Regions from separate parts of the Homo sapiens genome. Here region 1 is linked to region 2. The links are chromatin loops, found by intact Hi-C in ENCODE. Cell type or tissue: ascending aorta. All regions are shown on one strand.

Region 1 (5,000 bases), 1.1 Mb before region 2:
AGACCTGCGGAGAACCATGGTGAGTTCATGCGCGAGGGTGGTCGAGGGCAGGATCTTAGGTCAGGAAAGAGCTTTGGGGAGCAGAGCGAAGGCTCCCCCTCACTCCAGAGTGAATGACTTGGGAGGAGGAGGAGGAGGCTATGCTGAGCAGATGCTGCAGTCTGAGCTCAGCCCCTCCCCGTGCCAAAAGACAAATGAAACTTTTATGACTTCATCTTACTCAGAGACTCTGAATCTTTCAGTAGTAGTAGACACAATTTTTCCCCCGTCTGTCCCTGTGCCTTTTGTACAGATGCAAAAACATGAATCCAATTCATGCTCAAGAAAGGTTTGTTCAAGGAGCAGACAGATCCTATAACTTGCAAAATTGATGAGTTTGGGCTAACATCACTGGATTGCTGCTCTGAGAGTTCTAGAAATGCTATAAAAAGATAGCTTAGAAAAGTGGTGGAAACATAGGCTCTGGAGCCAGCCTTGCCTGAGTTCAATTCCCAGGTCTACCACTTAGCAACTGTGTGACCTTGGGCAGTTACTCAGCCTCTGAGTACTTCAGCTCTTTCGTTTGTACAGAGCAACATAATAGTATCTGTCTCCTACAGTTGGTTCAGTGATTAGAGCTGGGCCTAATCAGCACTGTGTATAGAAGTTGGTTTTTACTTTCGTTTGCTATTGCTGCAGAATTCAAGTGGTTCAATATTGATAAAACCAAGGTAACAAAGAGGAGTTGAAAAGAAAATAATTTAATCATAAATCCAGGCAAAAAGCTTGTATATAAAATTAAACATGAAAAAAAGTCTGGGCTAGTAAAAACAGAGTTTCTGGCAGAAGCATTCTTTTCCATTGTAAATACCATGGTTATTAAGTCCTTGTGTGATTTTTTGGCATCTTTTCATTTTTGGAGGATATTTTTAATAGTTTTGTTTCCTTCTGACTACCCTTACATGACTTCATAGTGCTATGTAGGGGAAATTATGGGAGTAGAGAGGCCTTAATATAGAATATTAAATGCATGGACTCAGAGTGTTTTAACAATGTTGTCACTGGAGTACTCAGAATGCTGTTTCTAGTGAGTTTTTGCCACACTTACAAGTTGTGACATTTTCCAAGAAAAATACTACATTTTAGAAAGTCATACGGAAGGAGTCATGATTTGGATTATATTTTACATTATATTATATGTGTCTTTTGTTTTTGTAACTTTATTTACTAACTCTGACTTTTATAATAAAGAAATTTTAGCGCACAATGAGAATATCTGGCATATTTGGAAGGCTGCATTTGGTAAGCCATTTTGGACTACTTAGAGCAGGGGTCTGCAACCTATGGGCTGATACTGGTCTGTGGCCTGTTAGGAACTGGGATGCTACAGCACGAGGTGAGTGGTGAGTGAGCATTGCTGCATGAGCTCTGCTTCCTGTCAGATCAGTAGTGGCATTAGATTCTCATAGGAGCATGAACCCTACTGTGAACTGCACATATGAGGGTTCTAGGCTGCACGTTCTTTATAAGAATCTAACTAATGCCTGATGATCTGAGGTGGAACTGTTTCATCCTGACCCATACACCCTGCCTGTGGAAAAATTGTCTTCCATGAAACTGGTCCCTGGTGCCAAAAAGGTTGGGGACTGCTGGCTTAGTGTAATTGTGACATAAACAAAGAACATTATTCCTGTGATTTTATTTAAAATGTCTGGCTCTCATATCACTGTGAATATGGTCTATTCAGACTATGAAAGAGTTAAGGTTAACATGAGATTGAAAATTTACTTCATTATAAAAGTTGGCTATGTTTACCTGCTTTCTATGAAAAAACTCAAATTAACCAAATATATGATTCCAAATATCTAGGCAATGCCCTTAGGTATGCAAAAGTGGATTTTTATAATTGCCTTACTCTTGGTTGGAACTGTGTAGACACATCTTTGCCTTGTCTACAATTCCACCCAGTGACAATGTTATTTATTTTATTTTATTTTTGAGACAGAGTCTCACTCTGTTATCCAGGCTGGAGTGCAGTGGCACGACCTTGGCTCACTGCAACCTCTGCCTCCCAGGTTCAAGCAATTCTCGTGCCTCAGCCTCCAAGTAGCTGGGATTACAGGTGAGCGCCACTGTGCCCGGCTACTCTTTGTATTTTTAGTAGTGGCAGGTTTTCACTATGTTGCCCAGGCTGGTCTCAAACTCCTGGACTCAAGTGATCTGCCCGCCTCAGCCTCCCAAAGTGCTGGGATTACAGTTGTGAGCCATAGTGCCTGGTCCCACTCTCAATTTTAAAGGGCTGTAAGTACTTTCGGGCAAGCACTATGCTGAAAGTTTTGTTCCAAATGCTATTGTTAATCTACTTTTCACCAATCTGATCTGCTCCATTAGCTTCAAAAGACACTTTTTTGTTTGTTTGGGTTTGCCTTTGATGGCCTTCTGCCTGCCACAAGCAATCCTCTAGAATATGGGCCTGTGCTTGGCTTTTCTACCCAAACATGAACAACCTTAAATTACTGGGCGACATTCATCGCCTCCTGCCAACTAGAGAGAGAGGCCCGTCCTGGTGAGAGTGGGACCTTGAGCTCCTCTCGGCCTTGCTTGGGCCTTGGTCCAGGAGGTTATGGGAAGAAACTGGTTTAGAAGCTGACCTCATGGGTTCGCTATTCTTATGTAACACTTAGGAAGAGCAGAGACCCACGCGGTTCAGTCCCAGAGCAATGTTGTGGTCAAGAGAACACAGTCCAGCTACCAATAGTTATTTCAAAATAATTCAAGCTCTTTGTTTATATTTTTTTAAAAAAGAAAAAAGACAAAAAAAGGAAGGGGTGGCCGAGCTGGAAACCTGGCTTTAAGTCCCCTTTGTTTCCCTTCAGGGGGCCCCTCAGGTGGGCGCCTGCTTGGAAACCTCTCCACCCTTCCAAACACCCCTTTCCTACCTGAATGTTCATTTGCTGATCCAGATTCTGAATAAATGAAGTCGCACAGAATCTACCTGGCAGAAAGGAAACTGCCTGGAGGCCAGAGCTGAGGGGAGGCCCAGAGCAGAGCGGGCGCGTGACTCCGCAGTGAGCAGGGAGGGCAGGCTGGGGACGTTCACCACCCAGAGCGCCTCTGCTCCCGGCAGCCCTGAGACTCCAGGCTCCCCTGTTCCTCCCTCCCAGAGACCCTGCCGGTCCTCCCCGCCGGGCTCCCTCGCAGCTCGCAGCTCGCAGCTCGGGGAAAGGGCGGGCTGCGCCCTCAGGACCTTTCTCAGCAGCCACAGCAGCGCATCCCAGCACCTCCTCCAGGAGCCCCGCCATCTCCTGCCACCCGGACTTTCCCCACAGCGCAGCATCCCCTAGTCCCTTCAGGGCTGGAACAGTGGTACCCGCAGACGGTGCAATAGGGAAGTCCCTTTTGCCTTTCCATGGAAGCTGTAGGGCGCTTAGAGCTGCTGGGGGAGGAAAAGAAAGAAGAAGAAGAAATACAGTAAGTGTGATATGGGTACAAAGAAACGAACATGCAGCTTCCGTGTGCCTAGACAGGAGCCCTGGGACATGTGCACTGGGCCTGCGTCATCGCCTGCCTTCAGCGGGCTCCAGACCTTCCAGAGGCCCCCCTCACCACCCGCGGCCCTCCTGAGGCTCCCCTCACCCCCACCCACCTCCGAGGCCCTCCCGAGGCTCCCGGGCTCGCGCTCCTCTGAGTTGCCTGCGGCTGACTCCAGGTGTGGCCTGGGTCTAGTGTCTGGGGGGGTCGTTCCCAACGAAGGGGAAGAAGGCTTTTCGTGAGCATGTAAGGAGTACATCCTCATTTTGTCTTCTCAATCTGTTCACCCAGCGCCTGTGACCCGGACCCAGCGCGCGACTCACAGACCCCGGCTCTGGGCACCCCTGGTGAGTGCCTTCTGCCCCAGAGCTCCACACAGCACCAGCCTGCACGCTCCCCCAGCTTCAGTTCATTTGCTGCTGTCCTGACAGGTCAGTCGCTTGAGCATCCATGCTGCCAGGTGACAAACCCAGTCACGCAGAGGTGTACATCCTTTAGCCAGGGTGACACGATGTGGAGCTGAATCCAAGTCCGGGAGTCTGGTGACCGTATCTGGGCTCTGACTGCGCAGCTGTCTCACAGTGAAACAAATTGGGGACTGGCCTTGTCCTGAGTGGCCTTAGGACGGTGCAGTGGCCTGCAGCCTCCTGTCCAGTCCCCACCATTGACAAGTGCATCGATGTCCCACAGCTGTGCCACTAGAGGCTGTTTGACTGTGGTAGTTTCACATGTATCTGCTTAGTCCTCTTTTGCCAGACTTTACGCTTTGTGTGCCAGTTCCAATTTAGGTAAAAATTCTGGATATTCTCGGTTATCCCACGTGGAGGAAGGACTGAGCAAACTCACATCCATCACCCTGACCAGGGCCTGAGAGCAGCAGCCTCTCCGCGGGCAACTCTGTTACTAGGACTCTGGGCGTGAGGGGAAGCGGAGGGGGCAGCTCTGTTACTAAGAGTTAGGGAACCCAGCGGAGCTCCACTGTAAGTGAATGTCTAGTTCGACTATATTTTCTTGTAGAATCATTAACTCCAAAAGAATTGAATTGAATGATGTACAATTCACAAACACACGACTTTACCATCTCACCAGAAACACTCTTACCACAAGGACACTAAGTTGATTCTGTAAAATGTGGGAAATACAATGCACCTCGAAGCCTTGCAGGCTCCTGTTTTTCTTTCCTTTTCTCTTTTTTTAGGATTAGAATGAGTACATGTAAAGTGCTTAGTGTAGGAGCTGGCAGAGAGGGTAGACACTCAATAAATAGCAGCAATCGTAAGTGTACAAAGCGGGTCATGTGCCTGGCATTGCCCCTCACCCCTGCCTCCCATTCTAAGCAGCCTGTTGAGCACTTGGTAATTCCTCACTTGAAAGAGATTATAAAGAGGTTTTTTTTTTGGTTTATATTTTAAAAGATTTTTTTATTGTGGTAAGATGTACATAATGTAAAGTTTGTACATTCACGTTGTTGTACAACATCATCACCATCT
Region 2 (5,000 bases):
GGCAGAAATCACCTTGGGGGTCTTCCCCCTTTCCCCTTCCCCCGAGACCTTTGTCCATGTGAACTGCTGCCGAGAACAGGTCCGTCCTCAGCCCATCACACCATTCAGCGGACAAGAGGAGTCAGTCCCTCTCTGTTCCCTGCTGGTCCCGCCACATATCTGCAGGGTCTCACCTGTGGCCCCTGGTCCCCAGTACTCTCATTTGTAAAGTGGGGTGTGGGGCTACACAGGGGCTTATAGGCTCAGATGCTCACAGCAGGCAGCGCAGGTGTGGGGAGTGGGTCTCCACTCAAGGAGTCAGCCGCCCATCAGATCAAACCATCCCTACTGTGCAGGACCGTGGGCCTGGTGCAGCCAGACCCTTTCTGATTTTTCAGAAGAGGATAGATTATCTGGAATTTCATGAGGAATTTCCCAAATCTTGAAACATCATGTGGGCTAAATACATGTCTGATGCCAAACACAGCCCTTGGGCACTGGCTGGACTCTGCAGGGCCTAGGCTTGGGGGACCACCCACTGGGCAGGGCAAGTGGAGCCCTAGTCTTGCGGTCATTCACATCCTCTGATGTTTCATGCGGGAATCTTGGTTGGGCTTTGTGGCCCTATCTTGGTCTAATTCAACATATTTGTACCGCCTAATGGCAAGTCTTATCGTGGTGAGGCTGTTTTTTGGGGGGTTCTGCAGTTGAGATTGGGTTGGCTCCCGGACTTTCTCTCCTCACTAGTCTTGGCTCACTAGTCCTAGTCCTCCCTCTTCAGTAACTCAGACACCCTTCTATAGCTCCCAGGCCAGAGCTAGCCCAGGCATCCAGGCAACTCTGGGCAGCTGGGGATTGCCAGACAGTGGCAGATCAGAGGGCCGGCTGGAACCTGCTGCCAGACGGCCTCAGCCAGCCCCTGAGGCGTCCCCTCGGCTGGCCAGGCCAGACATCACACCCTTCAGGAGCTTCTGGCTCCTGGTCCAAGCTGTGCTGGGCTGCCTGTGACCACCAGGCATGGTACAAACCTCACACTCTGCCTCCTTGACCTGCCCAGGCTGCGAGGCCCCACAGCTTGCTCCCCTCCCTCTCCTGCCATCCCACCTCCTCATGCTCACTTCTGTGACACCTGTCTCACCCTGCCTGCCCCCATCCTGCACTCCCCAGGCCGGGCACCCTGTGGGTCCCTGTGCAGAGTTGGTGGGTGACTTAAGCAGCAGGTGTAGGCCTGGAGAGAGTTGGGGTGAGTCCTCGGTCCTGAGCTCCAGTGTGCTGGGTAGAGGGAGGCATTGGGGAGAGGGTGATGGCACCACAGGGATTTCCACCTGTGCTGTTAACACACGCCACTTCATATCTTCTGGTGGAGGCCTGGGGTGTGGTCACTGCTGTTCTTCAGCTCTGGCTGTTCAGGGATTGATCTAAATCCCAGGTGGCTTTCCACAGGTGGTCCAAGCACCAGCTGCCCTGGGAACTGGTTAGATATGCAAATTCCTACCACGCCCCTCTCCCAGCCTGCTGAACCGAAAACACTTAGTCTTCCCGTCCAAGTTTTAAGGAGCCCTCCAGGGCATTCTGGTGGAAGGTCAAGTTTGAAAACCACTAGTAAGAGCTTAGTTTTGGCACTCGGGATTCCCCAAGATAATCCCCTCTGTAGGAACAGTTGTCGGGGGCAGGGGCGCGGGAGCGGGAAGCCCCAAGAGCCTCCACCCTGCGTTTGTGGTTTGTGTGTGTTGGTGTATGCTGCGGGACAGCCCACATAGAGAAGTAGGGGACTCTCGGGCTGGGAAGAGGTGTTCTTGACAGCCCTTAATGATAGAAAGTTAACCCACTAGGGGGATTTTCCTGTCCCTAACGCTGAAGAAAGTGTAAGGGTTTGACCCGGTCTCCATGGAGTCAGAAAGTACCTTTCAGGAAAATTCTGTAGCCTTAACAGCCCAGGGTACCGGTACCGGCCTGAAGAAGTGTGTGTTTTTGCTGGGTCGCAATTACCACATAAGACGAGGCTTTAGGCTGTGACACTGATAGGCACAACTGGTCCCTGGGGCACCAAGCCCCTCCAGGTCTCACTGCCACCCTGTGATGCACCCACCACGACCTCCTGGGCCACTGGGCACTTGCTGCAGGGGCAGGGCCATCCCAGGCCAGTCTCTCCTCAGGCACCACAGGCCCCAAGGGCTGGGCAGACAAGAGGAACAGACACTTCCCCAGAGAACCTCCAATGCACCAGGCACTTTGCCTCTCCTTTGTTTAATATAAGGTGATATAGGAATGATTATTTTCCAGGCAAAGAGATGGAGGCTCCCAGAGTTTAAGTCTCTAGTCCAAGGTCACATTGCAGTAAATGAAAGGTGCTGGCCATGGCCCCAAGCTCACAGCCACTTACAAAACAGCAATACCGTTTCCATTAGGCTTTGGAGGTCTCCACCCAGTATCAGTGAACAGGTCTCAGGGACACAGGGTGCTGTTTGTTGCCCTTGAGCCCCAAGCTAAGGGGCTCTCAGGCTGGCGAAGGGCTCACCACCCGGGGCGCGCTCCCAGAGCCGCCTGAAAGAGACCCCCCCGTGTTGTCACTGCCCCTCACCCGCAGCACCGGCAGCCTTAGCAGTACGGTTTGGGGTGCCTTCTCCTCCACTGTCTCATCCCACTTCTCCGAAGGTGGGCAGGGCCACGCTCTGGGGCCAGCGTCACGCCCTGGGACCAGCGGCTCCTTGTGAGCCTTCTCCCCGCTTCCGAGGGGCTAGAGGAGGGACGCCATCTCTGGAGGCTGAGGCGCCGACTTCCTGTATCATGAACCTCGCCTTTGGGATAATTTTGCTTGTATTACAACAAAAAGCCTGAGCAACGGGGAACAATCTGTGCCTTTTGAAGATGGCAAAGGGCTTTAGCCAGGCTGGCTGGTATCTCAAAAGAAAAAAGGACCGCCCGGAAATGTCCTTGTGTAAACCCATGGCTCTGGACAAGCAAGTGAGCCCCAGGCGGCAGGACCTTTTCTGGGGACTGTGTGCCGGCCCCGCCCGCCTGGGGCGCGGCGCCGAGGCTCCGGGGCGCCCCCTGGTGACCGCGGGCGCGCTCCACATCCAGTCCCGCTCCTCGGCCCAGGGACCCCTCAGCAATGAGAGAAACGGAAGGGGCTTCCCCTGGTCCGGGGGCTCCGTCTCTCCCAGGGGTGCGGAAAACCAGCATCCCGCCTTGAGAGAGTTGCCCCGTCCCCTCTCCGAAGGCCTGGCAGACCACTGGCCCCTGGAGTGACTGGCCAGCCCCACGAACATCTGTTTTCTGGGAGCCGCAAAGCGCTTCCCAGCCTGCCCGCTCTGGGCAGTGCCTTGTGTCCCACTCACTCCCTTCTTCGCCTCCCATCCCCACCTTCCACCCCCACCCCCACTCCCCTCTCCACCTCCCACCCCCACCCCCACTTCCCTCTCCATTCCCTTCTCCAGTCCCCTCTCCACCCCCAGCCCCACTCCCCTCTCCATTCCCACCCCCACCTCCACTCCCCTCTCTACCTCCCTTTCCACTCTCCCCACCCCCACCCCAGTGGCAAGAAGGAAGGAGAATGTAACTGCTCTACAAGGGCCCCACCAGGAGGCTTAGCTTGAAGGGAAAGGAATTCCCCTGGGCCTCTCTGCAGGAGCTTGGGACACTGCCAGAAGCCCCAACCACAAACCTGTATTCTACTGGGAGGGAGCGCCTTCCAAAGGTGCCATTGACCTCTTTCACACAGCTGGGTATTAGTGAGGAAGCCCGGGGATGGTCTCCTCAAACTGCCAGACCTCCCCAGATGCAGCGAGGTGGCTTCTGAGCATAGGGGAGTCTGCTGACCTCATCCTAGTTGCCGGACTCTCCCTCTGACCCCGTTTCATGATGCTTTGCAGAAGGGGCTGTAGTGAGGCTGGGCCCAGCAAGCCCGGACCTCAACCCCTCTGCCTTGGTGGGTGGGCCCTCTGGATCTCTCCCGAGGATGATGATTGGCTAAAGGCTGCCCCGGCTAAAGGCTGCCCCACACGTTTGCCCAAAGTCAGGGACCTGCAGGTTTGAGACCACCACAGAGACACAGTGGGCTGTGACAGATACAAACATTTGTCTACAGTGCTCATAAATGCAGCTCCAAGTTCACATGCGCAGATTCCCAGCCCTTGCAGGGTGTGAAGAACATTGCTGATGTCCCCATTTTATAGATAAGGAAACTGGGTAATTGCTTGTCTGAAACTTTTTCCTTTTAATATGGTTTACATTCTATCTCCAGAGAAAACACACTTAACAGAAGACAGAAAACATTTAACAAATCCAAAGCAATTAAAAATAGCCACAAAAAAAGAGAATAACCTAGACTGACAGCTCACAGAGCAAGGAGGTGGCAGAGACCTGCCCAGGTGAGCTTGGCTGTTGCCCCCAGCTCAATCTTCCTCCTCTCCTCTCTCTGTCCCTTCACCTCTGATCAGTCCCAGCCTGATTCCCGTTCCCTGATGCCTCACCTTCTTGCTGCCAGATGCCTCTAGGAACTAGGGTCCTTCAGACTCCAGATGCCCTGACCTGGGCCTTAGGACATCTTGACTTCCCCAGTGGACAGCTGGACAGTGCCCTGCTCTCACCCACAGCTGGGACCCTGACCATGCCATGAGGCCCCTGTGTGGAAGTGGTGTAGGGGTGGGGATGGTAGCACTGAGTGGTACAGATTCTATCTTGGCCCTCATCATGGGGGAACTCTCCCAATGCCACCACAGGACGTATGAGTTGTAGCCAGCAGAGTGCCCCAGTGGTGCCAGGTGACAGTCCCCCGGAATACATTAGTGCATTTGCTAAGACTCCATGTGTTCTCTTGGGCCTCACAGAACATGGGCTTTGAGGGTGGGAGCCAAGAGGCAGACTTGGGAGTGCCCGAGGCCTTGTTCTGAAACACCTGGGGGGCTGACACCCCCACTACCCTCACACCCCTACCACCAGTTTCCCCACCAGCGATGATGGTAGCTACTCAGCCAGTGGGCTCCTATATGCGGTTACACGTCAGAATGGCCTGGGAGGCA

Evidence for each region. A loop is a pair of places that touch in the nucleus more often than their neighbours do. Peaks named below come from ENCODE experiments on the same cell type or tissue, not always from the same donor. Only the 100,000 strongest peaks of a DNase experiment are listed, where the experiment ranks them.
Region 1: a loop joins it to region 2, with 4 times the contacts of the local background. A loop is called at or near these places in 2 of 110 quality-filtered maps.

Annotation. Positions count from the first base shown.
Region 1 is chr10:43,822,526-43,827,525 of GRCh38, forward strand. No RefSeq gene overlaps it. Among named protein-coding and RNA genes, the nearest start is that of LINC00619, 20 kb to the right of the region's middle. In ascending aorta, no CTCF peak of the experiment used is centred here; a DNase peak (open chromatin) is centred at 2,596; H3K27ac peaks cover 5,000 bases.
Region 2 is chr10:44,972,090-44,977,089 of GRCh38, forward strand. All of the region lies in intron 3 of RASSF4 (Ras association domain family member 4), which reads left to right. DEPP1 (DEPP autophagy regulator 1) reads right to left here. Exons shown (of 2, transcript NM_007021.4): 2 at 4,039-5,000. Among named protein-coding and RNA genes, the nearest start is that of DEPP1, 4.2 kb to the right of the region's middle. RefSeq lists enhancers at 436-1,098, 1,099-1,760, 2,710-2,859, 3,397-4,100 and a silencer at 2,920-3,139. In ascending aorta, a CTCF peak has its summit at 3,038 (motif pointing left); a DNase peak (open chromatin) is centred at 3,022; H3K4me3 peaks cover 2,850 bases; H3K27ac peaks cover 4,085 bases.